Linked DNA regions of Homo sapiens: region 2 is linked to region 1. Evidence: read pairs that join two places in POLR2A ChIA-PET (ENCODE). Cell type or tissue: A673. All regions are shown on one strand. Each heading gives the region's core, and the rest is flanking DNA. Links, peaks and the distances in the headings are about the cores only. Region 1 holds the start of FGF13 (fibroblast growth factor 13). Region 2 has its middle 480 kb from the start of MIR504.

Evidence for each region. ChIA-PET counts read pairs that join two places held together with the same protein. Peaks named below come from ENCODE experiments on the same cell type or tissue, not always from the same donor. Only the 100,000 strongest peaks of a DNase experiment are listed, where the experiment ranks them.
Region 2: POLR2A ChIA-PET joins it to region 1 with 6 read pairs; 2 of 35 experiments call an interaction of 5 or more read pairs at or near these places.

What each region holds. Positions count from the first base shown.
Region 1 is chrX:138,706,171-138,718,079 of GRCh38, forward strand. It overlaps FGF13 (fibroblast growth factor 13), which reads right to left and starts at 5,547. Exons shown (of 5, transcript NM_004114.5): 1 at 4,647-5,547; 2 at 2,648-2,758. The coding sequence starts at 4,833. It overlaps FGF13-AS1 (FGF13 antisense RNA 1), which reads left to right and starts at 5,937. Exons shown (of 3, transcript NR_038405.1): 1 at 5,937-5,972; 2 at 8,554-8,639; 3 at 9,721-10,435. In A673, for the core only: a CTCF peak has its summit at 6,091 (motif pointing left); a DNase peak (open chromatin) is centred at 6,041; H3K4me3 peaks cover 1,863 bases.
Region 2 is chrX:138,178,084-138,189,992 of GRCh38, forward strand. No RefSeq gene overlaps it. Among named protein-coding and RNA genes, the nearest start is that of MIR504, 480 kb to the right of the region's middle. In A673, for the core only: no CTCF peak of the experiment used is centred there; no DNase peak of the experiment used is centred there.

The DNA.
Region 1 (11,909 bases), core at 3,633-7,632:
AACTGATAATGCTACCGTGAGTTTGAAGAGAAAGGGAAAACTAGTCTTTTAAAATGTCCTTCCTTGCACCCAGGGCAGACATAATAAAATTACTGCCATGGAATGTCTATCATCTTTTCCTTTTCAAGGGAAAATACATAATTTACAATGGCTGATTTCCTCATGATGAGATTTTATTGAACTGACATTTATCATTGTAATAAATCTACGTAAGGTAAGGTGAAATGCATAATATCAAACATATGTTTTCAGAAATGGATATATCTGGATAAATGTGAACTGATTTATCAGGACATTGCTTACTATGTCTGAATAAAAATAACGCAATTCAATCAAATTAAACTAAATGAGAAAATATGCTGAAAATAATGAAGGTTAATAAAAATAAGAAGAGTAAGAAAAATATAAACATAGTATCACGAATACATATTAGGGAAATATTATATACATGAGTGATAGTTGAAAAAAACAACTTGTATTCTCGTTATGCACAATTAAACAATTAATACCAATAAAACGGCTTGGTTTTAAGGAAAAAAAAAGAATACATTTGGATAGCTGGCCTTCATGATATACCAGTTTAATCATTAAACCTTCTTGTTTCATGATGGCTTATGCCCCACAATATCCTCAATGGCAAAGCTGAGCTAGCTCACTAGCTTCTGGTCACTCTTAACATCAGGAGCAGATCCAAGCTCTACTGACTTGCTATTTCTATTGAGATACTTTCCATTTGTATGCATCAGGTTATGACAATACTTACCTTTAGTTGACTTACCTCTCTATTTTAATCTGCCTAAATACAGATTCCTGTTATCAGGCTATGTTCTTTAATGGTCTTTCAATATCATTAGTAGTACACAGAAATGCCATGCGTATCAGTCAGTTATAAGACAACCAAAGGCAGAAGCTATGCATATGTAGGAACTGAAGAGTAAAACCTACTGTATGATTTAAAGCTCCACAGTAAGAAATGGAGCCTTGATATATGCGTGTGTGGTGTGTGTGTGTGTATCTCTTAAAATGATTACTTAGAATGTGATCTCGATGAATTTGGTATATTGCTGTTCATAGGACACAGCACATGAATTATCTACTTTTTTTTTATTTCTTTTCAGGAAACACATGTGAACACCAGATCCAAAATATTTCTTCTCTGATTTGTACCCGGAGATGTTAAAAAGGGGAAAGAAACGTGACTGGATAGGCTCACTGGCAGCTAATCATGAACTTGCCTTCAATAATGCTCAACAGACCCATTTTCCTGAGGCACTCTGGAAAGCAGGGCAGCTTACATCCCCTAATTCCTTCCCCAAATATCAATTTGCACAATAACTTATGGGAATGTTTTATTGCAGATGATCACTATACACTAATGTCTGTTATTTGATTACAGTAAAGCCCTCTAGTTACACTTGCCTAATAGTTTCAAATAGAAGACTATGCATAAAAGAACAACTAGGATTTACTATAAAACTTTAATATCACAACAGTGACATAGAACTTTTGCAAAACAGTGAAGAACCATTCAGTATGAGGTTTTTTCATCCTCCATACCAACAAAGCTTTCTTCAATGGTAATTAAAAGTGACTTCCTCTCGAGGTTATAGATCGGCCATCAGCCCACGAAGCATTCCTAAAAGGTGGGAAACTCTTTACACTTATTGAGACCCTCGTCAATGGCATTGCTGTAGCCATACAACTCTTAAAAAGCTGCAGAGTATACTGCTTAGCATTCAGACCTAGTTTCCTTGGTTATTTTCTCAGCCGACAATTGGAATATTAATGCGAAATTATCAAAGGGTTTGAGAGAAATTCAGTAGAAATTGGAGAAAACAAAAAAAATTGTGAGAACTAAGTGTTTTAGCCTTGTGGAACATTTAGTAAGTCTCCAGAAATCTGTAAATTGCAAGAAAACATCAATCATCATTGAGGAGAAGCCTGCACTATTTGTGAGTTTATATTTTTATTACTCCTAATAAATAAAACATGTAATTAAAGGTTACGTAACATCTTGGAATCACCTTCTTTCAGTAATTGGAAATAAAACCTAATTATTTTTTATGTGTTTCTTTTTTAGGCTCACCATTATAGTCTCCAATTTGGTCTGAAACCATGGTTAAAAAGAAAGAACTAAAAGAAATCCCTTTACCCACCTGCGGAGGTATCTCAATGTTAAAATTCCACTAGTCTCAGAGTTATCAGTGTGTGTGTGGAGCAGGGAGCAGAAGTGAAAGCTTGTAATGATGAATTTTCATGGTATGAAACCACTCCTCTCTCTTGGGTTAAGACCGGTTCTTAAGAGTAGAGATAACATGCTATTTCTGGATCAGTGTGTGGGTGAGTAAATTTTCTGTGGGAAAAAAGTAATAAAATCCAAAGGATAGCCATAAATCTATCTAGATTTCCATGGAGATGACATTTGGATTATTCTTCAGATGGTGTCAACATTATTTGCCCTAGTTTACTATCTTAGACAGACTCATATTCAACTTCCTTTAGGTTAACCTGTGTAAACAGGATTATGTAGTGTGAATATATTTTGCATTTAATTCAGGATTTAGGAAAGCGTATTTATTTTTAAAATAAATAAAAACAGAATGTTAACAACATGCTGGCATATACTATTTATTTTGCAGTCACTTACTGTAAGTGCTGTCCTCATCTTTGGTGCCATCAATGGTTCCATCCGCCTGCAGCTGCAAGTGGTAGCCTTGTCGGCTGTATAGCTTGGTAACTATACCCTTAAGCTGAGGCTCTGCAAAGAGAACAATGATTTGGATCAATTGATAAATTGTGCCTATGTAGTTGAAAAGACTAGGAATTTCAATTTCTAATTTCATTTACAAATCTTAATGGAAAAAGTCAAACTACACTTTTAAGGTGTCTGGAAGAAAGAAAACAAACTCTGAGTTTCAGAATAAATTTTCAAACTAAAGAAACATTTTATTTCTATCTGGAAACATTGGTAAAGCTTCTGAAAGTGTCTATAGTTTCTGATAACCTGTCCTTTGGTTTACAGAGTGGAACTCTATCTCACTGAGTATTTGTAATGGGTTGGCAAATGGCTATTCTGCCTTTTGAAATTGTGCTACTTTTCATGTGAAAGGAAAAGGAGAAATAGAAAGATAATTCAGAGTTGTCTGCCAACCGACCAAGGACCAAAAACCCACTAGCAAAGATTTCCTTCAGAATGACCACAATTTGAATAAATAATCTCCTTTATTCTAAGAAGGTAGAAAATGCATAAATAACGTGGAACCCCATTAAGGAAACTGTATTTGGAAAATTGAGCCTTTTATACCAAAAAAGGGAGGAGGGAGATACAACCACCATTAACAAATCTTGTCATATTAATTATCATTAGTGAAAATGTGTGTGAAAAGAGCAGGGTTTTTGTTGGTAGGAAGGAAAAAATCAGTGCATACTAATTTTTCAAATTTCATATCAGAAGTATGATTATCAAAAATATGAGTTCTTAATTAAAATGATTTTCAATTATGAATAACCATAGATCAATCAAGTGTCTCATTTACCAATAACAGCCATGTTATCCAAAATTTTCTTTTACTGAATATAGACTCCTGCGCTGAAATAATATTTATGTGATTATTCGAGCCACATAAGCATGCTTTGCAACCACTTAAGCCTTTTTGAAACAAGCCTAATTTACAGTTAATGCATTAAAAACTTTGTGCAAACAGAAAACGTTATGTCTGCTTTTCCATCCCAGGGTGTAGCACACATAAATGGAGAAATAACAGATCGGTGACTCTTATTTTTTTTGTAATATTTATCTAGTAAAAGGCAGAAAAGAGTGTAAAAGATTCATTTGGTTAAGAATGGCAAATAAACTGCATGCTCGCCTGAAGGTCTGCCTTGACGCAACCTGACACCTAGAGCTGAATTTCCAGTCGCTGGAATATCGCGCTACTCCTACCACTGAAAATGTTCAAAAGCACCACAGTCTGGGTATGAGCTTAAATCCCCTCTTCAACACCGCATTTTAGTAGCATGTAACCGATTACACTAAGTCTAACCAAATCTCTCAGCTCTTTGCAACAAGGTTCTAGAAATCCCCCCTCCCCCCGCCCCAGCAAACATTTCGAAGCTGCACCACAAGTCAAGTCTGTCCCAAAAAGCTTAAAAGTCATCAAAGAAACGCAATGCCTAGACAGCAGAAGCCCACATCCCTTGGAGGTGGAAGCTGGAGGGGAAGGGTCTGAGGCAGAGATAAAAGCAAGAGAGGGATTCCCCAGGCTCTCCTGGGGACGGGAGGATGGTGTCTGCCCAGCTCTGCGCCTGCAATTTCCACGCCATACATATCACAGCCATGTCTGGGTCACGCCTGCCCAGAGCCCACCGGGCATGCACATATGTGACATGTCCGAAGCTGAGGGCAAGCCACCCAGGGCAGAGTATGCCCCCAGGCTCTGCGCCTGTCCCAGGGCAGTTGCAATGCAGCAAGCGTGTTACTGTTACGGAGGCAAGAAAGCCAGCGCCTTCCCACGCACGCACACAGGCTAGGTGGCCTCTTCTGCACAAGATGGGCCACCAACAAACTCACCTATGCTACATACCTGCTCCCCACCGCCCCCACCTCACTCGTAAAGTATGGGGAAAAGAAAGCAAAAGCCCTTTCCGACCTGGTCTTCTTCTGCGCCTCTTCTTGGAGCCGAAGAGTTTGACCCGGGAAAAGACATTTAACTTGTTTTTGTCGCAGCTGGTCTTGCCTTTGCTGGGGCTGCTGACACACTTGCAGGCGTTGGATTTCTCGCGCTCGCGGGCTTGCCTCTTCTGACGGATGAGCGAGCTGGCGATAGCCGCCGCCATGGCCACGACGCCCACCACCACCGCTTCTTTTGCTGCCCCTCTCTGGGTTCGCCTCCTCCTCCTTCTCCTCCGCTGCTTGTCCGCTGTCTCGCGACTTCGCCGCTTTGGTCTCCTTAGCCTGCGTTTGCCCGGGCTTCTCCGCACTCGGGCTTCAGCCAAGGAGGGGGCTCAGCATGCCGTCCGAGCTCCTCCGGCGGCGGTCCGGCTCCCGCGCGGGCTGCTGGCTGCCTGGGTCGGAGTCGACGCCACAGCCCCGGGCCCGGGATCGCGGGCGAGACTGGCACGCGGATGCTGAACTGCGCGACTGCGTGTGGTCGGCCCCTGCGCCCGGCGGACACCGTGCATGTCCAGCTGCTCCGGTCCGAATTTCGCCGGACCCCCTCGCCCTGTTGCCCTTCTGATGGGGGCCAGAGGAGGGAGGCGGGCGGAGGGAGTGAGCGCGGGCGGGAGAGAGGCCGGGAGCTCGGGCGGCCGGACGGAGGAGGGACGAGGCAGCGCGCGGGGGAGCGCGCCCTCGCCCTGGCCCCTCCGAGTCTTCGACTAGTCCTTGCAACTTCTTGGCGTGATAATCGGGAAAAGTTGGCCCGTGCCAGGTTTCCGACAGGGATCAAACAGGTAATGGCCTCGCATCTTCGCTGTTGCTGCTGCTCTGGGCGCGGCACAGTCGCAGCACAGGAATTCAGCCGCCGCAGGCACCCTCCGGAACAGCGCGACAGCCTCCTTGCAGCCCCCTCCCGCGACGGCCCCTCCCTCCCGGGGCTGAGCCCGTAGGCTCGGAGCCGCAGGCCGCCCCTCCCACCCCCACCCCCACCCCCACCCCCCCAAGTCCCCGGCCGCCCGTTCCGGCTAACACCTGTAGGGGCTTCCGCACTGCCCCAGTCGTCCAAATCCTTCTCCCCTCCTTTTCCCGAAAGGAGCTTCGGGAGGAAACAGTGATGGAGGAGGAACTGAGATGAGGTAGTTGGGCTGACGGAGCGGGGGTTTGCTCGGCATTGGGGGATGGAGTGGTGGGGGTGTTTCCTCAGTGTTTGAGCTGACCAGATTGTGCTCGGGCTGGAGCCCCTCAGAAGTTCGCCAGATCCCTGCCTCAGGCTTGGACGCACCAACAACCCGGAGAACCCTCACCCACCCGCGCAGAGGTATTTTGCTTGGCGACACTTGTAGCCATTCAGGGGAGGAGGCCAGAGTCCCCAGACGGGTTCAGCCCCAGCGGTAGCAGCAGAAGCAGACACTGCAGAGCTGCGCCCGCACACCACGCTGCCACCCAGTGGTTTTTGCTGACTTTTCATTTCAAGCCAATTTGTAGGGTCCAAAACCTGTTTTTCCTCTGCGCCCCCTCATCTGTCCGCTCAGATTTGGGATTCAAGCAGAGAGCTTGGGTCGTGTACCGTAAGCATTACGTATTTGGGAAATGCAGAGTCGAACCTCTCTATTTAAGCTGTGGCCCATCTCTAATCTCCTAACTTATTTTTTTCTGCTCCTCCAAAGTCAGGCAGCCTCCTTCCCTCCAATTCAGGAACCAGTCTGGCTTTTTGCTGGCCTCAGTCTATTAACAAGTTCTGTCCTCTCCCTGTGTTATATTTTATTCTGGAGGAAAAGAAAGAAGAGGTTTTGAGGCCAGAAATGCAGCAAAGAGAAATGGCCTGTCTACATCCCTACCTTCAAACAGACACAATTATTTGACTATTTTACTTGATTTCTGAGGCCAACTAGGAAGCAAAATAGAGCAGCTCTACTACCTGGCAGCCCTACACCGTCTTTACTGGACTCCTACATGGCACCCCCATCACCTCTTTTCAGAACTAATGTAGATGCAAAACCAGATGCTCAGCTTATCTTCAGACTCTAGCCCTTTTTTCCTTGCCTGACTACCCAACAAACAAGCTCGGACTCAGCAACACTGAAATGCTTTCAGGCTTCTTAGCCCATAAGAGCTGAATCACCGGACCCTTCTGTAGATTCCATTGCTTCACAGGGGAAGCTGTTGCTACCCCTCCTTCCACTTCTCTGCAATCTTGAAATGTCTCTTGCTCCATCAGAAGCACCACTGTGTGTCTGCAAGGCAGACTGGGGTAAAGGTTGCAGTGGGTTGAGACTGATAGTTACAGGAGAATGATGCCAAAGGGTCTGACATTTTCTACCTACTCTTTTGTGCTTTTGGCTTTCCCAAATGAAAAGGGAGGACAAGGTAGACGAGAGTTTTAACACCTCAAGTCTATTCAAGTATCCACTTCTTTAAAATTTGATTCATAGGGAAAAATAAATCCCTGAGGAATGACTGATTGATATTGATTCTGAAGAGTAGGAGGCTATTTCCTAGTTCAAAATGTTTGTGATTGTTGTTTAAATTCCAGATACCATGAAGGGAAATATCTTACATAAAGAGGGGTCAGGAGAAGCTTTGATCAAGCCCAAATATTTGGGGTGGGTGATGAACAGGTACAAGGTCTCTGCTTATTCTCTGCATGTTTTTACCTTCTGCCAAGCACCAACCCCAAGGGCCTTTTGTTCCTACTCTCATTTCTCTCTTGGGATCCTGACCCAGAGCAGGCATGCAAAAGCTAAAGAAGGATGAAGTTCTGATTCAGGAAGGGGATAGACCTTAGAAGAAGAGATGGTATTGAGAAAATCATAAGGGCTTTCCCACACCGTTTTTCCTCCACTTCTCCTCTCAGATAGCTCTCACTGTTTGCTTCTGCAAACACCATTCATAAGGTATTTTCAGGACGCCTGTAGAATTATTGGTGTGGACACTCTGTGGTACATATTAGAGGTAAACAGACTCAGAGAAGACTTCAGGAATATATAATAAGAATGGCGGGGGCATTTATTACAAATTTGCAAACACAAACTGTAAATACATCCTTTTGTTTCTAACTCCTGTCTACCATCCACATAAGCTCATGGAACCACTGGGCCAAGGCTGATAACCAGGTGATTCTACACGTGTTTGTAGATGTCCTTCTTGCTCTAATCCTTCTCTCCCTGATTAAATTGTATAATATTGAAAAATGAAGAGTATGGGGGAGGGGGAACGAGACTCTCCCTCTGTCACATGTTCCTGCCAACCCACAAAAGATATTTCTGTCTTTTTATATCCTGACCCCCTTGAATCTTTTGTTTTCATGAACAGGAAAATGCATGGCACATTATTAATGAGACTTGAGAAGGGGGCATCTCTCTGTGATCTGTCTGTCTACGGACCTCATTCATTCTCCTCTCTCTTCCACAAAGAGAACTCACAAAGGCCTGTGACCAGAGGGTAAATTCAATCTGGGGCAGAAAGTGAAAGAAAACCATTTTGAAATTGGGTCCAAATCATATTGCTCAATGAACTTAACCATTAATAATGCAGATATTGGCCAGGCGTAGTGCCTCACGCCTGTTATCCCAGAATTTTGGGAGGCTGAGGCAAGCAGATCACCTGAGGTCAGGAGTTTGAGACCAGCCTGGCCAACATGGTGAAACCCTGTCTCTACTAAAAATACAAAATTAGCCAGGCATGGTGGCGCCTGCCTGTAGTCCCAGCTTCTTGGGAGCCTGAGGCATGAGAATCGCTTGAACCCGGGAGGCGGAGGTTGCAGTGAGCCAAGATCAGGCCACCACACTCCAGCCTGGGCGATAAGAGCGAAACTCCACACACGCACACACGCGCGCGCACACACACACACACAAAGCAGATATGTTCGCGTTTTCCTAACTCTCATGTCTATTTCCCAGGTGCTTAAAATTTCAGAGACGAATGTGAATATTACTTTCAAATCTCCAACAGGAAACTATGCCAAAGTCACATCCATCTTGAGAAGGTATAATGAAAGAATTGCAGCCAATCCTAGAGAAGCATATTTTGCTTGTCTTTGCTGTCCCACTGCCATCCTGGGCCAATAGTACGACATTTGTGTAGGGGAAGTAATAAAGAATTCTCTTTTGACACCTATTTCCAAATCCCTTTTTCTCCAGTTTTGATTTGTTCCTAGCAGTTCACATTGTGGCCTTGCTATGGAACTTCCTGGATCTCCTCCATATTTGTAAATTTCAGTTATCTCTGCTTATCCCTGGTGGTTCAAACTCTTCTATGCTCTATTCTAAGGTAGGGTCTATTCTCCGTTGTTTCTCCCACGTGTCCGCTCTCCCATTGCATTGTCCACCAACCTCTCTTTTTGACCATGTTCAGAAAGAAAGCATTCTTAGCTTTTTTTTCTAACTCAACTCCCAAAGAGTTCTAGCCTGGCAGGCTGGAAACATATGTTTTAATCCTATCTCTGCCACTAATTGGCTGTGTGACCTTGAGTATGTCATTTCTCCATATTACAGGCCTCAATTTTCCCATCTTTAAAGTAATACTTAGACAAGATTGGCAGTTTTCACTTTGTATTCTTCAGCAATCTAAAAGTAATGAAAAGTAATAAAAGTTCCCTCGCCAATGTTTCAACAGTAGATTTCATCTATTTTAACTGTTTTCATTCAACTGTTTATTTCTCTTTCTCTTTTCATCTGTTTTATATAGTGGAGCTCATTGTATGATTTCTTACGTAAAAAATAAAAATGAAAAGATTCTGGTACTAAAAACAAAACGTTTGGAAACCTCCAGATGACATGTTCCTTAAAGTCCTTTTGGCTCTGGGAGCCTATGATTATTTTTCCCATATGTTCCTGTTCCTACTTCTTTATCTTCCCCTCTTCATACTTCCCATCTCTCTGTTCTCTTCCCACCCCATGAGAACATAAATTCTAAATTGGATTCCAAGGAAAAAATGCAAAAGTCCCTTTGATTCCACTCCTCGTGGGTTCACTTGAGAACTAGGTTTTAGCATTCTTTTCAGAGAGAGTTATGTGAGTTATCTGGGCATAGAATGCTGATCGTTCTCTGCCAATCTCTTTTGGCAGGCCTCAGAGGAGCTGTAAGGAAGCTGAGGGGACCTGCTCTCAAGAGGCATCTCCAGGAGAGAGACAGAAACCCAAACAGATGTGACTGTGATGAGTAAAAATGAGAGAACTCAGACAGCCTAATCGGGAGCAGCCTCAGTCCATTCTGAGCAGAAAGGAATTGGCTGTCTTTCTGAAATTCTGAAAATGAGAAATTTCAAACACCCTTCCTATGTGAAGATAAGCTCACTCAGAATCACTTGCCAGTTTGTTCTCCTTCTACACTAACAGTTCACCAAAATATCTGAGTGGGAAGTTACCTGGTCAAGGACTGATGATGAGCTCAAAGAAAGGAAATGTTGGCAGATTCAAATGCACCAACGTCGAGTAACACTGGGATCTCCCCATTCACTAAGTAAGGCAGCAGAGAGAGTATTTACGAGATGAGGTAGCCAAGTACCACCTTTTGTGGTCTAATTATGTACAAAGGCTCAGAGAAACAACTGGATAGAAATACAAATGAGGAGTTTAGAGAAAAGCTAACAGAATAGGCTCTTTTCAGCCAGCCAGGCACAGTGGCTCACACCTGTAATCCCAGCATTTTGGGAAGCTGAGGCAGAAGGATCCCTTGAGCCCAGGAGTTCCAGGCTGCAGCAAGCTATGATCCTGCCACTGCATTCCACCCTGGGTGACAGAGTAAGACCCTGCCTCTAAAAAAAAGAAAAATAAGAAAAAAGAAAGAAAAGAAATAGACACTTAACTCCAGGAAGAAAAATGCAATTTAAGGAAATCTTGTTAGTGTCACACTAGAATGCCAGGTAAAGAAAGAGTGACTACTGTATTCTGTTACATACCCTGACACATATATTAGCTGGCAAAGATTAGATCATTTAGGGGAGTTATACTTCAGAAACAAAGGTCTCCAGAACCATCCTTTTAGAAACTGATTGGCCTTCCTGAATTGCATTTAGAATGAAAATCCACAAGACCTTAGGCTTGCATCACACTAGGATGGTGGCTTGGTTTTCATTATGTCCTGTTTCTGAGATCATTCTCTAAATACTTAAGCTATAGAATTTACTGATGCTACCTCTGATTTATATTTAAAATCAATTGAGAAAACACTGATTAATTCTGATCCTTAAGAAGAAAAATCCTATAACCCACATACAAATTTCATTGTTCAGTCATAATTTATGAACATTAAAGCCATAAAACGCCCTGATGGTATTAATCATGTCTGTGAATTCAGCACTTCACCATTTAATTAGCCATGGCAGCTGCAACATCGAGAGTTCAAGGCCTCTGATTACCTGCTTGGCCATTTAATCAAGAAAACCTGGAGAGAAATAGCAGCTTTCTGGGGCGGAGGTTTCTCCCTTAATCTTGAGGAGAGAATACAAGGAAATGAGCTTAAGCTTTAATATGTGGGGATTTAAGTTTTGTACAAGGAAAACATTCTTTTCAGTGAGCGTTGTTAAATACTATGATTGATTGCTGATTTTTCTTCTATAAAACCTTTTATGAATACAACAAAAACCTTTTCTATCTAGCTAGGTATGTGGGTTGGTTTCCATTAAGACTATCATTCTGTCATAAAATCTACACGACTATTTGTATAACCATGACCTGCCACCAAGAAGTAATCACTAGGAGAGTGGAAAGGGGCAGTAACACCATTATGAGAAGGCAAAGGTCCCCTCTGATAGGGCATGGGGATTGCTAGTGTTTTTGTTGTTGTTGTTGTTGGTTTGTTTTGTTTTGTTTTGAGATCTGGTCTCTCTGTCACCCAGTCAGGAGTGCAGTGGCGTGATCAGCTCTCTGTAACCTCTAACTCCTGGGCTCAAGCCATGTCCCATCTCAGTCCCCAAGTAGCTGGGACTACGGGCACGTGCCACCACATTTAACTATTTTTTTTTTCTAAGGCTAAGGTCTCACTTTGTTGCCCAGGCTTGTCTCTATCTATCTCCTGGCTTCAAGTGATCCTCCCGCCTTGGCCTCCCAACGTGCTGGGAATTACAGGTGTGAGCCATAACACAAAGCTAATTGTTAGTGCTTTTGCCTTTGGAAGATCATACTGGATGAACTTGGAGCATGTGGATCAAGGCAGTCACATTCATTTCCTGAAGTTTCTCTCATCCAACTTGCAGAAAACACTTTGTAGACACAATAAATGTATTATTAATCAAATGGGTTGCTTCAGTGGTGAC
Region 2 (11,909 bases), core at 2,995-6,994, 530 kb before region 1:
ATAACATGTACTCACTCACTCTCCTCCTCCATTCCTCCAGTGGATTATTTTAAAGCAAATCTTGAACATCAAACCATTTTATCCATAACTATTTCAATAGATACCTCTAAAAGATAAGGATTCCTTTTGTAAAACATAATAAAGAGACCATTATCACAACTAAAAATGTAATAACAATTCTTTTATATCACCAAATATTCAGGTAGTGTCCATATCTGGCCGAATTTGATACAGGTTTTCCTTGACCTCATTTGTCTTGCAGATCCCTTTGGGGATTTTCTCTGACAAAGTCTAGGTCCAATAATGTATAATGAGACAGATAATTTCATTCTCCAGAAGTTCTTCACGTGGATTCCCTGTGATAACACGCACACACACACACACGAACACAGAGCATTTTTATGGCAGTGAAAATACCCTGTATGATACTAAAATGGTGGATACGTGTTCTTATACATTTGTCCTAACTCATAGAATCTACAATACCAAGAGTAAGACTAATATAAACTATGGACTTTGAGTGATAATGTTGCATCACTGTAGGTTCATCAGTTGTATTAAATGTACAAATTTGTCAGGGAAGTTGATAACGGGAGAGGCTACGCATATAATAGAGCAGGAAGCATATGGGACATTTCTGTAACTTCTACTCAATTTTTCTGTGAACGTAAACTTCTCCCTAAAAAAAGCTAACGTCTTTGCAAAAAGCAGAGAGGAAATGCCTCCCAAGAGGTTTTGTGCCTTTGCTTCTACTGACAGCAAGAGCAAACTGCAGGACACAGAGCCTCCAGGATCTCTGTACATCTCTCGATACAGTTGGGCCAGTGACAGGGAGCATAGCCCTGCTGGTCATTCTGGAGTACGGCTTAGGCTTGCGGATTTAGCAAATTTAAAAAAAGACACCCAGTCAAGTTGGAATTTCAGATAAACAGCAAATAATATTTTAGTACACATTTGTCACAAATATTGCACAAGACATATGTATAATAAAAATGTCTAAAAATGTAATTATTTATTTGAAATTCTAATTTAACTGTACAACCTATGTTTTATCTCACAAACCTATGACAGGTGGCAGAGTGGGTTTAGCACAGGCAAAGAAATAACTAGAAGAACTCATGAGGCCATGGTTTCTTGCAGAGTTGAAAGTGCCTATAGGAAATGAAAGGCCTGGGAGAAATGAAGACAGGAGATTTAAAGGTGTTTTGGGGTGAGGAATTATAGCTCTTTTAATGCTTTCTGAAATAAGTAAAATTTAGAATTACTTTTTGAAGTGAGTTTGGTTGTTGAACATTTACTTTGAATATGACACCACTCTAAAACGGAATCAAAATTCTGAATGTGTGCGGTTTGTTTGTTTTTTGCCTCTCCAGAGTTGGGCTTCCTCAAAGTGGTTTGTGGGATAACCCTTTTTTTTCTTTGCAGAATCAAAGTAGAGGAAGAAAGTATTCCGATATTTGCTTAGATACTCAACATGCTCTCATTCTCTTCAGCTCCCACCACATTTCTAGTCTCTGTAAGAAACTTCTGTTTGAGTTTGTTATAAATTTTTATAGTATCCCAAATTTGTAAATATTCTTAGGCACCTCTTAATTTTTAACATACATGGAACCTCTATAAATGGAAGCAGGAAAAAAAAAGAAATGTCTCTAAACTCCCTTCATCTTCTTAAGGACCTGCTTACTGGTAATGAAGAAAGATTAAATGTGATTTCTAAGTCCTTGTGTGCGTAATATTCTATGGTTTGCAAAAGTCTTAGATGTAACTCTTCATTTGTAGAGTATTTGACAGTTCACAAAGCCTTTTCACATCGGGTTCAGTATCTAATTTGGTTTCCACAATAGTTCAATTGGGTAAGCATAGCACAGATGCACAGATTAAGAAGTTAAACCACTTGCTGTTGGTTATACAGCTAGTGGGTGGCAGATTCCAGACAACGATTCAGTTGTTTGCTTCCTAGTTGTTTTCCCCGTGATGCCACACTGACTCGGGTTACAGGATTTTTAAAAAGTACATTTAATACACACATTCTGACTCGCACTCCATTTGACATTTTGTTGTTGTTTAATTGCAGCTTATTTTTTTCCTGTTATTTTAAAGACTTCCTTTCCCATCAGAAAGCCATTTCCAAAAAAAAGAAATTCATAAAACTCAATACATCACAGGCACAGCATTTGCTAGCCTCTTTGCTATTTCTTTTGGAATATATTTTTCAGGCCTTTGCTTCATTATGAAATATCAAGCCAATTGCTGAATGCCATTCAAAATGAAAAGTTCTTTCTCACTCTGCTATCTTCAGAATAATTGGAAGCAAAAATGATGCAGGAATTGAAATAACTTATCTAAGGAATGCACCTGTTTTTCATATTTTAATGTCATTTATGACTCTTTAGAAAGAGTGAAAAGCAACTTCACCAATGCAATGGGTGTTCTTCCAGAGCAATTTTTTTTTTTTTTTTTTAGTTCAGGTAACAGGGTTTTAAGGCAATAAAAAATTAACATAAAATCCTCTTGAAGAAATGATGGAATTTTTCCAAAGAGCTAATTTTTGCCTTTAAAATTCTTTTTATATTTGCATTTCAATATGAATTCCCACTGGAGTGTTAAAAGCTAGTGAGTAAGGATTCCAGCTCATGGCAGTGAGTCTCTGGTTCACAGAGTTTCAGAACATCATCTGTCACTGCCAGGAAAGAGACATCTTAGAAGCTGGTACATAAACCTAGGTTTAGAGCTCTCTGAGTCATTATCCACTGACTTAAGGCTAACCTCTGGATAGAGAGGAAAAGGTTCACTTGTTATTTTGTTTCCAGTTGGGATAGGGATAGGATAGTTAAGAGCTGCCACAGAATTAATAAACATTAATGGTAGTTGATTGGGATGGATGAAATGTAGCAGAAGGACATTGCGGAGTGTGAGTTAATGATATTGAGTATGGTACTAACCAAACACTGGATTCCGATTTGTAACTTTATGTATTTATTTAATTGTCAGATAAAATTGTATATACAACATTATGTTTCAAAATATATGTACCTTGCAGGATGGATAAATCAAGTAATTAACATGTGCAATTTTTCACACAGTTGTCATTTTTATGGTGAGAACACTTAAAAATATACTCTGTTAGCATTTTCAAGAACACAATATATTTTTATTAACTATAGTCCCAATGTTGTACAATACATTGCTTGAACTTATTCCTGCTATCCAAGTGAAATTTCATAATCTTTGATCAACATCTTCCCATTAATATCATGATAGGGAGGGGCAAAGAGCACTCTTAAATCCCTGTCTTAGCTGTATAGTGAATAGTAGTCTTGACTGACTCTGGTGGTGGATAAATAGGCCTCAATTTCCTTGGAAAGGCATATTCTTTAAATGAATTCCTAGCTTAAAATTTGTCCTCAGTCCTATATTGAAACATCCATTTAGTAAACAGGATGTTATCAAGGAAGGAAACAAAACATAATATTCCTTTCCTTATTATTGAAAGGATAATAGTGATGCCCAATATGTCATGAATAGAGGAGGAAATTGGATTCTATTCTTAATTCATTGTTAATGACTAAGCTTCACAAAAATACTTAGTTTCCATTATACTTTCTTCTGTGTTAATTGTGGAAACAATGGGGTAAGTCTTCCTGTAGAAACCAATTATCTTACATGACACCTCTTAATTCTGTAATTCATTGATCCTCAGGAAGTTGAGAATTTGAAACCAGGTTTGGCAGTAAGCAGTTAATTAAAATTGTCTTAGTTTAATGGCAATGTTAATAACGTTGAAATCATCAAGAATAGAATATGGAAACATCACAACTAGATATAGATGTTTATCTGACTTTAAAGACTAAGTTCACTGGTAACTCTGTTTTATTGAGCACCTACTATGTGTCATGCACTGCTCTGACTGTCTCTATACATACAAGCTTGGAAGTGAGAGGAAGAATAAAAATTATCTGCTTGAATTCAGTTAAACAAACTATGTGAAAGAAGAGCAAGGAAGATGAATTCTGTCAAAAAGCAAGGTGATTTGCGAATCGCCAGTTGCATCCAATCAGTCAGCTGTTACTTGACTATTTTCAAAACAACTGAATGCAACCAACTGATTTAAAAATCACTAACACTCTGACTAAAGGTCAACTGATTGGTATAAATATAGCCTATTTTCCTTCTTTACATTGTTCTCTTACAGTTCAAACAGAACAAGAAAAAAAATATTTAGACCAGATTACATCATATAAAATTATGGTTAGTTTGCAAAATGGAAAAGTGGTTTTTAAGACTCACTGATTAAAAAGCAAACACTCCTAAGTGTAAAACAAAGTTTCTGATGACTTCTAGAAAAAGTATACAATACGTAAGTATTTTATCTTAATAAGGAATTTGTAATGAAGCTTAAATGCTTCATTACATTTGATTTTGCTTATTTTAAAATTATTATTTTTCTGTTGAAATACTGAAGTGCATGTGTAGAAATGAGAATATTTCCCCAAGTAACCTAACAATTACAGATTTAGGTCCTACTTTTGAGCTTAACACTCTGCTAGCCACTGTATACTGGAGAGTTTTCCTTTGCTTTCTTTTCTCTTTTCTTTTCTTCTTTCTTCTTCTTCTTTTTTTTTTTTTTTTTTGACAGAATCTCACTCTGTCACCCAGGCTGGATTACAGTGGTGTGATCTTGGCTCACTGCAACCTCCGCCTCCCAGGTTGAAGCGATTCTCCTGCCTCAGCCTCCCAAGTAGCTGGGACTACAGTCATGCGCCACCATGTCCAGTTAATTTTTTTTTTTTTTTGTATTTTTAGTAGAGATGGGGTTTTGCCATGTTGGCCAGGCTGGTCTCGAACTCCTGACCTCAAGTGATCCGCCTGTCTCGGCCTCCCAAAGTGCTGGAATTACAGGTATGAGCCACTGCGCTAGACCAAAGTTAATTTTCTTTATTGGTACTTTGCAATGACCAGTTAAATGAAGTATCTAGGCTTATATTTATTATAATGTTTTTCCGATAATGAAGAGAGAGAGAGAAAGAGAGAGAGAGAGAAGGAGAGAATGATCACCATTTCATTTAATAGGGAAAAGATAGCTAATTAAACTTGAAAGTAGTTTTCTTTTAACGGTTTTTAGTTCCTTTTTGAGAATGAAGGATTAAGTGTCCACAGGTAATTATCCTAACAGATATCTGTCATATAGCTTACTGGGAAGAGCTCATTGGAGTGAATCCTGGAGTTGAGTGTCAAAGAGGACCTAGGATCCATCCATACTAGAAAAGAGTACAGAACATTAGTTTGTCAAAGGCATTTAAAACTTGTCTTCTTTAATTCATTTCACAGTTAGGAAAATTGAGGTCCAAGGAGAAAATAAAATGTGTATGATATCATCCAGTAAGTTAGTTAATTAGTTAGGAGAGTCGGGCTAAAATCCGAGTCTCTAATCCCTAGTTCAGTATTTTTTCACCCAACATATGGTACCCATGGTGGTAAAATCCAGGTATGTCTGACCAGTGTGCTGAACTCTTCTGGCTTTTTGAGGAAATGAGATCATGCATCTTTGAATTATCACCTCTGTAAATTATTTGCTCTTTAAGAACTCTCATATGTTAATTAGTCTAATGTAGCCATGCCACAATATATACATATTTCATGAAGTCATGTTGCACACCATAAACATGTATAGTTTTTACTTGTGAATTAAAAAAGAACTCCTCAAATAGTACACATTTTTACATTTAGAATGACTGGCTTGCTGTGTGCTAGGTCAGAAGTTATTGGAATGAAAAAATGCTAGAAAATGATGAAAAAGGAACCATCTCAATCTTTGAAAGAGAAACCTCTTGTATTCCTTTGATTTATGGCATAAATTCCTTTAGAATTTATCAACAGGAGGAAGTAAACACTTGGGAAATCTTCTACTCTCAGTCTCTTCTGTCATAGTTGTTCACAAGGAAAATCCGATCCTAAATTTTTAGACATTCCTCCAGATTACCCAAGAACCAGTAACACTCTTTATGCTCTTCTAGATGTCAGGAGAACAAGTCTTTCAACTTTCCAACTAAAGTTTTTCAGCAATAGAGAAGAAATAAAATAACTCACTCTGATGAGCATCAACTAAGTGCTCTTTCTGTAGGTAATTGGCTTCCTGGAAGGTGAATCAGCACTCATTTAGCAATCCAAGGCTAAGTGGGTCTTGGCCAAGGGAAAATAAAATGTATCACATTTAGTGCTAAATTAAAGACAGGATTCACAAGCTGAGAACCCACATGAATCAGAAACATGAATCACAAAGCCTGTTCAGTTTATGGCAAATTGGCCCTGAAGACAAATAAATAATCAATCATTAATTTTCACACTCTGCTTTTGATAGACTTTTTTCATTTGAAGGCAATTGCTATTATAATAACAATAATGGCACCTTATAATTTTACTTTGCAAAGTGCTTTTCTGCCTGCTCCTCATAATTCTAATTTCTCTAAGTTCAGAGGGGAAAAATATGACTTTTTATAACTGATGCAAAATGACAATTCAAAGGAAATTCAAAGAGATACTAAAGCTCCAATTATATAGTGCCTAGCATAGAGTGATTATGTTTGAACCAGTATGGATAACATTTATCAGAAGCCAGAATTTTTTATGGGTTGTTTGGTGTGGTGCTGGCTCAGAAAAGGTGATGCTTTAATCCTGTGAATTATGTTATAGCAGGTTAAAAGTAACTTGTGTGCCTGTCAGTGATATATCAGTTCAACAGCAAGCAGGAACTGACTATCTTCTGGTTGGTTGTCACATATGCTAAACTCTGAAAATTCAAAGTCGAGTAAGACATTGGCCATGCCTTAGAGAGAGGAAGGACATTCTTTGTAGAAGGAATAGCAGATGCAGAGGTCCAGAGATACAAACAATCATGGTTTGTCTGGGGAAATACAAGAGTTTGTTATGAGCAGATCATCGAGTAAAAGGGGGGTGAAGGGAGTGAGGAAGTAACAGAAGATGAGGATAGGACCACACGATAGAGAGGCTTATGGGCTATGCTAAGGCACACAGATCTGAAGCCTAAAGAAGAATGAGCATCACTAAGGGATGTTAATATAGATGGTGACATGAATTGATTTCTTTTGCAGAAAGATCACTTGAGTGACTTATGGTTGATGGATTAGAGTTAACCCAATATTGGAGGTTATGGTAGTAATCCACTCAAGAGATGAAGACTTGGGCTTTGACAATAGAATTGGATATGAAAAGGAAAGGATAGTTTTGATGACCTTGACAGGTAAAATCAGAAAATATTGATGATTGAATGTGAGGGCTGAGGGAAAAGGAGATGTCAGAGTACCAAGGTAATCCAGTGGGTGATACTATATCCAAATATCGGCTCTTCATCTTACCCAAACTTGTTTCTACCTCAGTCTGCCCTGTCTCAGTAAATGACAATTCTATCTTTTCAGTTACTCAGCCCCAAAACATGAACTCATCCTTGACTTTTCTCATTCTCTCATGTTCCACAGCCCATCTGACAATAAATTTGGTTCCACCTTCAAAACATATACAGAATATGACCATTTCTCACCAACTGCACTGCTGCTACCGTTTCAAGCCATCATCATCTCTCATCTGGACTTTTACAACAGCCCTCTGTCTAGTTTCCTTGTACTCATTCTCACCTCAGAGCATATTCTCCGATACATTATCCAGACTGATTTATTTAAATATAAGTCAATCTAATCAGAGCATTATTTCTAATTACCAGGTTACAAAAATACATGAAGAAACACAACAAATGACACAAGGAAATAATCAGACAAAGCTTTCCAGGATAACTGGTTCAGGCTCTTCAATAAGTTAATGCCATAGGGAGAAAAAATGCGAGTTGGAGTACTGTTCTACATTAAAAGGTATGTGATAAGCAAAGCAATCAAGTCGATACATGGTCCTTGATTTGATTCTGGTTTAAACAAAACCACTATAAAAGAAATTATGGGGATGATTAGGGAAATATAAATATCAAGTAGGAATTAGAGTTGTTAGTTTTGGTAGCTATGATAATTATGCAGAAAAATATTTTACTTATAAGAGATATATACAGAAGTATTTTGGGATTAAATATCACGATATCTACACTTTAAAATACTTCAACAAAATATACGTGAAGAAATACACTATGGCATAACGTTAACGTGTTACTTCTAGCATAATGGATGTTTATTATGCTATTATTTAAACTTTTCTTTATATTTTAAATTTTTTTATGTCAATAAAAGTAGACCATATCTGGATACTCCTCTTCTCAAAATTCCTCCAGTGGCTTCCCATACCACTAAGAATACAATTCAATCCTTTTACAATGATCTGAACCTCTCTATCTCTTTGATTTCATCTTCTACCACTCTCTCCCTCATTCACCGTTCCAAGAAGACAGCTATCCTTGCCAAATACATCCCTTCCTCTGGGCCTTTGTGCCTGTTTTTCTAGCTGCCTGGATTATTTTTGTCTCGGATATCCACGTAACTCATAGTTTCACGTTATTCAGATTTCTATTTCCCTCATTAGTGAAGCCTTTCTGGACCATCCTTTACAAAATATCACCCCTTCCATCCACTCTTTCTGTGCCCTTACCTTACTTTATTTTCCTTCTTAACATTTATCACTACCTGATATATAATATTTGTATTTTCATTGTCTGCCTCTCCCCACCCCACACAAGCAGAAACTTGAATGTAAGCTAAATATTAGCAAAAGTTTGCCTGTTTTTTTATTGCTTTCTGCCATACATGGGTAGTGATGAAATAAATCTTTTTTGAATGAAATTAGTAAGTAAAGGTGTTTTGGTGGAAAGGCTAAGTTAAGTTTAGGGCATGCTCAGTTTGAGAACCTGTAGCATATTTAAGTGGAAATGTCTTGTTCTCTATTTAGCTTGGAGAAGTTGTGGTTTTAGATTTTGTGATGAGAAGATAAATAATTTTGCATTGGTAGTATCTACTTATTTTCATTGAAGAAGGGAGTAATGCCATCAACTAAAAATGGAACAAAGATTAAAATTAAAATCATGGAAGCTCATGTCTTCTCATTCTATGTACTTTCTTAAGTGATAAAAAGTGAAGAAAGACAGAAAGTCCCCTGAGAAAAAGAATATTTAAGGGGCAAAAAGACCAAGAGGAGGACATTTAAAAAACAAGAAAATGTGATTAGAAAAAAGGGAAGACAACCAGGATAATCTAGGTATTATGCAAACTGAGAAATATAATAATTTTTAATAGGATATCAGATACCAAATGCCCTAGCATTGGCCATGTAAAATAAAGACATATGAAGACACTTGTTGTCATATGAAGGCAAATGGGAGAAAGGTGAATTGGGGTGTTGGATCCTTAATTTCAGGAAAGAATAAGAGATACAGAAGTAAATATTCAATTTAGGATACTTTTTAAAAGAAATTTTCCTGAGAAGGAAAGAAAAAAGTAACTTAGGCAGAGGGGCTGTATACAGTGCTAAAGGAGTGACTTTTCTTTAGAATTAGAAGACATTTGAACATATTTTAATGCTGAGGGTGATAACATGATAGAGAGAAATAAATTGAAAATCAAATACTAAGAGAAAATATATGAAGAAACAAGCTTTAGGAAGAAACAACAGAGATGGCCCAAGTGAAGGGCTCAATAGGAAGAAAGACATGATTGTCTATACAATGGGAAAGAAGAATGGATGGGTACAGAGAAAAATCTGTAGGTAGAATACTGGTAAGACAAAGGATTTCATCCTAATTGATTCAATATTAATGTTATAGGAGTTTTTGAAAGTGAGGGAATTTGGAATTAGGTAGATAACTTGAGCAGAGAAGCCAAGATTTGGAACAGTTATTGTGAGAAATAGGGATGAACTAAAAATAAGTGAAGGTATTGATAAGCGCTATGAAGGATCCAACTGAAGTAAGAAATCATAGATTTGTAAAATGATTTGTACAAGGTTTTCTTTAGCAGTGCTCAGCTTTCTGGTTATAAAATTGAGGAGGGCAGACTGTATACTGAGAATTTGTGAGGCAGGTGCTGCAGCAGGGGCAGTATTGCATTGTGGTTAATTGTAAAGGTTTTAGTCACAGACCGGGCTTTGAGTTCTGGCCCTGCTAAGTGTATGAGCTCGGGCAATTTACATATCCTCCCAAACACTTAAGTTCCTCAACCTTAAAATAGGGGTAATAATAGTAACTATTTCATGGGGTTAGAAAAATTAGATGAATCACTGCAAATTGCCTGATACTTAGTATGCCTTCAGTAAATGTTACCTAAACACAGAAGAAAAATAAAACAGGGATAGGAGGAAGTTGAAAGAGCTGGTGAGACAGAAATCCACGTTATTGACCATGGGCTCCAGGCAGCATTGGGAACAAAATGAGACTTTGGTGGGTGTGGGGGTGTGTAAATTAGAGGCAAATGAAGGAGTCATGGATATGGAGTCTTTTATTGAGGCTGAAGAACAGTTGTAAAGGGAGTGAGAGAACTATACAATAGATAACTCTTTGAGACTGGTATTGACATTTCCAATTTTTTAAAATTAAATATTTATTAGTAGTTACAAAGTCTAGGGTAAGGTCCTACAGGCAATTGCCTGAAGTAAAAAGAAGTTGAAAGGCACTAACATAAGAAGATGCAAAAGTTTTTTTTGTTTGTTTGTTTTCCTTTTTTGAGACAGGGTCTCACTTTGCTGCCCAGGCTGGAGTGCAGTGGCAAGATCATGGCTCACTGCAGTCTCAACCTCCCGGGCTCAGGTGATCCTCCCATCTCAGCTTCCCGAGTAGCTAGGACTACAGGTGCATGCCACCACGGCCAGCTAATTTTTGTATTTTTTGTAGAGATGAGGTTTCACCATGTTTGCCCAGGCTGATCTCAAACTCCGGAGCTCAAGCGATCTGCCCGCCTTGGCTTCCCAAAATGCTGGGAATACAGGCACAAGCTACCACACTTTTCCCAAATAAAGTCACATTCACGGGTTCCAGGGGTTGAGACATGGACATATATTTTTGGGGGCCAACATTCAACCCACAACAGGCAGTGATTTGACAGTTAAAACATTGATGGCTAAATGTCTAACTACATTTCATCTCTCAGATCCTATAGACACATGTTACAGTTAGTAGAGTTCAAACATAACGTTAATATCTGTTGATGATGCAAGAACTTAACTTCTGGCCAGGATGCAGAAGTTTGAGGTTGGGTGTTCAAATTGCCCAAAACTGATGGGAGAATAAAAGTGGAGAGATGCTAAAGCCTTCAATGGCTACAGACTGTGTATTAATTTCCAGTGACTGGTGTAACAAATTGCCACAAATTGGAAGCTTAAAATAAAAGAAATTTTATCTATCTTGGATCAGAGTTCAGAAGTCTGTAATCAAGGTTTCTCCAGGGCTGCGCTTCCAATGAAGACCCTAGGAGAAAACACTTTCTTGCCTCTTTAAGCTTTTGGTGGCTCCAGGTATTCTTTTCCTTGTGACTGCTAAACTCCAATCTCTGCCTCTATGTTCACATGGCCTTTTTCTTCTTTTCCCTGTGTGTCTCCTTTGTGTGTTTCAAATAAAGGCATTGTCATTGGATTTAGAGTCCATGTGGATAATCAAGGATGATCTCATACGGAGATTCTTAATTACATCTGTACAGACACTTTTCCCAAATAAAGTCACATTCACGGGTTCCAGGGGTTGAGACATGGACATATATTTTTGGGGGCCAACATTCAACCCACAACAGGCAGTGATTTGACAGTTAAAACATTGATGGCTAAATGTCTAACTACATTTCATCTCTCAGATCCTATAGACACATGTTACAGTTAGTAGAGTTCAAACATAACGTTAATATCTGTTGATGATGCAAGAACTTAACTTTAGCAAATACTTTCTAGCTTTCATTACTGGGGACAACATACTTAAGAAT